Linked DNA regions of Homo sapiens: region 1 is linked to region 2. A link is a loop called in an ENCODE intact Hi-C map of the cell type or tissue named here. Cell type or tissue: ascending aorta. All regions are shown on one strand.

Region 1 (2,500 bases), 270 kb before region 2:
CTGGAGAGCAACTGGGTAACTTTTAACATGTATTTAGATACTTTGACTCAGCTATTCAACTTCTAGATATTTAATGTAAAGAAATAATTGTATAAGTCCACAGGCATAAAGGGACTAAAAGAGTCACTGGAGACCTTTTTTTTAAAATACAAAAACAAAAAATATAACATGTTTAAATGCAGAGGACTTCCTAAACGCATTATGACAAAACTGTATAATGAAATACAAGTGGTCATCAATGAAATATAAGTGGTCATAATTTAGTCATATATTCATTGACATAGAAAGATGTAATTTACCTATTGTTCAATGAAAACAACTTCATAGAGCAGTATACTATTTTTCTTTTGAAAGTATAGACATATATATAAGTGATATTTGATATAAAAATAAAAAATACTTTTTTGAGGCTACAAGCCACATGGCAAATATCCAAGTGGTCTCAATTTCTGCATACAGTGCACACTAACAGTTTTATTATTAACTTTTTTACTACAAAGAAAATTGCACCTGTTCATTCCTCTTAATTCTGATGAATTAGTGGCTGACCTAAGGGATGTTAAGCTCTGTGTTAAAATTAAGGCTCTAGAGAACTGGCATCCCTTGTATGTGAGAATGGCAAATCTGCTCTACATTATCCCATCAGCTCTGACAGGCTCTGTTAAGTCTCAGACTTAAGTCTCCCAAGTCAGCTAAGAGGATTAAAATACGGACACAGAAACATTAACACCGTGCCCTCAGTTTAAATATCCATGCAGGACCCAGAATTACTGGCTCATTTGCAGCTGCTCATTGCTGCCATTTAGTTTTTTTAGATCAGGAGCAAATAGGTCTAACTCCACAAACAACTGTCTCACCTCTCTTTACAGCTGCAATTAAAATCATGGGGCCAAATGGCTTAGAAATGTGTAAGTGAACGATACCCCTTATTTCTACTTTTCTCATCATCTTCCAAACGGAAAACTTCTATCTTCTCCTGTGTTCTAACACCCATAATGTTCTGGATTTTCTTTTTCTGACTCAAATTTTCACTCCGTTCCTTTTCCCAGGTCCTTGATATTACCCTCTTGAACTTTGAATTCATGAAAAACAAATCTTATCTGTACCATCTTCACCAAACATTCCTTTCTCCTCTGTGCCCCAGCACAACTGCAGTAGAAACAAGTACAAAGAACCAGAATTCTTTTCAAGGACTTACTGACCAGCTGAAGGGAGAGTGGTGAGCAACAGCCTACAGCTGTCACCTCCTTCCCAATTGGACGCAGCGAAAGAGACTTCCTCATCTAAAGTCATGCCTTTCTCAGGAGCAGGCTGCAACTGGTGACTGAGTGAGGCAGGAGTAGAAAGGCCCGCTATTTTGGCCCAAACATGGGACACTCTGATTGGCTATATTCATTCAAGAGCTCCTTGCAGGATTAAGGTTTTGTCAGCTCTGCATTGTGGTTTGACTTTTTCCTTTGCCAAATTCCTTCCCATCGCAGCTGATGGTTATTGATAAACAACTTGCCCTTTGAACTCTCTGTCTCAGTGTCTGCTTCTAGAGACAGCAACCTGTGATCATTGGTACTAGCAATGGCCCAACAAGCAATTGATAAGATGGAATTTGGGAGCTGATCATTCATTACCTGATTGACAATGAGGAGCCCATTTTGACAGTAATGGAACACAGACAGCCCCTGGCACAAGTTAGCAATCTGACTGTTTAAACTTTCACTGGTTGTGAACCAGGAGGGGCACTGAATCTGGTTAGGATATATAGGCTCATAGGCAGTGATGCATGTCCTGGCTAGTTGTTTAAGAACATGAGAGGAAAGGAAAAAGACTAGAAAACATTAGCTGTAACATCAACTTACTTCTGTGGAGAAGGAGGTTTGAGCAGCACAAGGGTTGACTGTGGGAGACACAGATCTACTCCCCAAATTCCCCTTCACGAAAGTTCTTTTTGTTCTCCTGAAGAGAGTGTGAGCAGCAGACAGTCTTCAGCTGCAGTTCCTTTGTAATTATCCCCAGCTGAAGAGAGTTGTCTTGCCGGCGTATAGTTTTTCCCAGGATCTTCCACACTTAGTCATGGATTGAGGTTGGATATATCGGCCTTGCCATCTTAAAGCATACTCCAGTGGTAAATACTTATTTCAGAGTTCCTTACCGGGCTGACAGAGGCTTTGTTAGGCCTGTACTGGAGTTCAGCTTCTCTGCCCAACTCTAGTTCTTTACCCTTCCTTCCCTGGCATTGATCTCTTATGCAATCTTGCACCCTAAATGCCATCTCAGTGTCTGGCCCATCTATCAATGTACTATGCAAGAGCAGTTCCACATTAGACGTGATGAGTGCAGCCAGGAAGATAATGAGACTTCAGAGCAGTAGGAGTTTGAGTATAATGCTATATCTATGCTTGTAGAAAATGCAGAAATGAGTAAGGGCATCTGCTTGGAGGCCAGAGAGAAAGGGAATATTTCTTACTGGTTCATATGAGAGTGAAAATTAAAGGCAGGGGTGGAG
Region 2 (2,500 bases):
TTAACAATAGTAAGACAAGAGCTATCAATACAGATGTTCTAGGGTAAAGGAAGGAAATATTACTATGGACCGGGGTGTTGTAAATGAAATTTGATGGGCAAAATGCAAGATTTTTTTTTTTTTTGGAAAGAAGCAAATACAGGAAAATCCAGGAACGCTTTGGGGTTCTAGGGAGTGGGAGAGTACAGATTCTATCCTGAGATACCAATTTTAATTCTTAAGAAAGAAGAGAGACTTTAATAGAAATTCATGCATATTTAAATAAAATATAAAAAGATGATGGGGGGAGGGGAGAGTCAGTGCAGCAGGACCAGAGGCACAATGCTAAGTTCTAACACACACTGACATCACTGCAATACCCTGGAATAAAGGAAGCCCTAGCTTCCAGCAGTCGGGACTTCTCTCTCTGCAAGCATAGCCTCAAAGCACCTCTGATGGATGGCTCCCAAGACATTTCATTGCTTGAAGTTCAGCAAGTTTGAATTACCCTCTAGACATCAACATTAACTTCACAGGTACTCATTGTTAATCTCCTACTAAAATAAATTGGATTGGATGAAAGAAAATAAAGGGATATGAGGTGGAAGAAGGATGTGTTTGGTTGGGAAAAAGAAAAGAGGGTGTTACAGAGGCTCAACTCCAGACTGATCAAACAATGAAGCTTGGTATGAGCACAGAACCTGCAGTGGAAAAGCCAGTCCTGGCTATGCCACTAGCTGTCTTGGACAAGCCATTTAACCACTCTGATCTTGTTTCCATATCTGTAAAATCAGAGAATTAAATCAAGAGAAATGATCTCCTAGCTTCCTCCGACTCTAATATTTTAAACTTTAATTGTGAGCACAAGAAATTAAATTTAACAGTAGACAAACAATAGAAAAGGAAAGGGACTCAATTTCACAGAAGTAAATCAGCAACAATCACTGGTTCTAACCCCTTTACAAAACCTTTCAGTTGTTTACTTTCTGAATAGAAATCAAGCATATTAGAGAATGAGACAATCACAGTCCTATTCACAATACTGAAACAAACATAAAAAGAACCTCAAGGACAACAACAAAAACACATGGTCATTGTTTTATTAATGAGATGCTGCCTCCTGCAGTACAAGGTCAACATAACACTTAAGCTTCAAATGTTTGCTCACAGCCAGACCATTTTATTTTAGTAGTCTTGCTTTGGGGAAGGTTTTTTTGTATGTTTTTTGTTGTCTTTTTTTAATTAGGGTGATGGGAGAAAAATGGGATAGCGCTTTTAAAAATTGCAGTCATTTGAAGGAAAATGCTTTCTGACTAATTATGCAAGTGTCTCTGAGAGTTGGTTGCCTTCACACGTTCTCTGGAGCCTGGCTTTCTTCTCTGTGCTTTGTGCCACCTGGTTTGCAGCTGAACAAAGAACAATCCTCTCCCTTTTGCATTAGTCTTGCTTGAAGAGTTCATAAGAAAACAGTGATACCAATTGTGGCAGGCTCTTGAGAAAGTGTAATTACACAGAAACAAATAGGGTATGTGTTAGCCTAAATATGTCTGGAGTGATTTATTATACTTGTTACAGTTCAATAAGTTTTTGTCTTTGATGTGGGGGTTTTCACTGAGGAAAATGTATGGCAAATTCTAACAGTAAAATCAGCATTACAAGAGCATGAACTCTGGATCCAGACTGCCTGGGTTTGAAATCCAGCTCTGGCCCTTACCAGCTATGTGACCTGGATTAAGTTACTTAAACTCTCTGTGCCTATTTCCTCAGCAATGAAATAGGAATAATAGTAAAACTTATATTCTTGTTGAATGAGTTAATATTTATAAAGCCCTTAAAACGGCATGTAGTCAGTGCTACGTAAGTATTGACTAGCACTGTATAAATATTTGTTCAAGAAACTCAGAGGGGGATGAATGAAGACCTAAATTCTTACTTTTTAAAATATTTTTCCTTTCATAACCAGCAATCATGTCTCTTTTTTGCATCTCTCTATCTTTAATAATTGTTATCTTTTTCCTATCCTTTTTTTCTCAGATTATTCTTTCTTGTTTTCCCACCATTACGGAGAAAGTAAGAATCAAAGTATCATAGAGCAGGAAAGTATTTCTAATGGGGTTTAGTCCTTTCATCCACAAGGAAAAAGAACTGAAACCTAAAGAGTTTAATTGACATGTCTAGGGTCAAATAAGCTGATAAATGGCTGCTTCCTATCAGACATTCGAAAACTCCTTCCTCTCCAAAACCCACTATTTCTGATACTGAACTTACAATTATTGCCCACCTCTCTTCTCTCTCTCTACCATACCTTACTCCAGCATAGGACTGGGGACTGAGTATCTTGCTCAACTGCATTCTTAATTACCTTTCTAATCTGGTTACTTGAATTCCCTTTTGCTGGCATACATAACGTGCCCACAGTTCTGGAACAAAAATGAAGACACGTGATAGGAGTTTTTTTTTATTTTTTTGTGCATAATATGTAAATTAACATACATAAAATGAGTTAGGAAAGCATAAAATT

The links. A loop is a pair of places that touch in the nucleus more often than their neighbours do. Peaks named below come from ENCODE experiments on the same cell type or tissue, not always from the same donor. Only the 100,000 strongest peaks of a DNase experiment are listed, where the experiment ranks them.
Region 1: it touches region 2 in a loop (2.2-fold over the local background); 4 of 110 quality-filtered maps call a loop at or near these places.

The regions. Positions count from the first base shown.
Region 1 is chr12:20,188,146-20,190,645 of GRCh38, reverse strand. No RefSeq gene overlaps it. Among named protein-coding and RNA genes, the nearest start is that of LINC02468, 61 kb to the right of the region's middle. In ascending aorta, no CTCF peak of the experiment used is centred here; a DNase peak (open chromatin) is centred at 1,267.
Region 2 is chr12:19,914,476-19,916,975 of GRCh38, reverse strand. No RefSeq gene overlaps it. Among named protein-coding and RNA genes, the nearest start is that of LINC02398, 99 kb to the left of the region's middle. In ascending aorta, a CTCF peak has its summit at 1,093; no DNase peak of the experiment used is centred here; H3K27ac peaks cover 929 bases.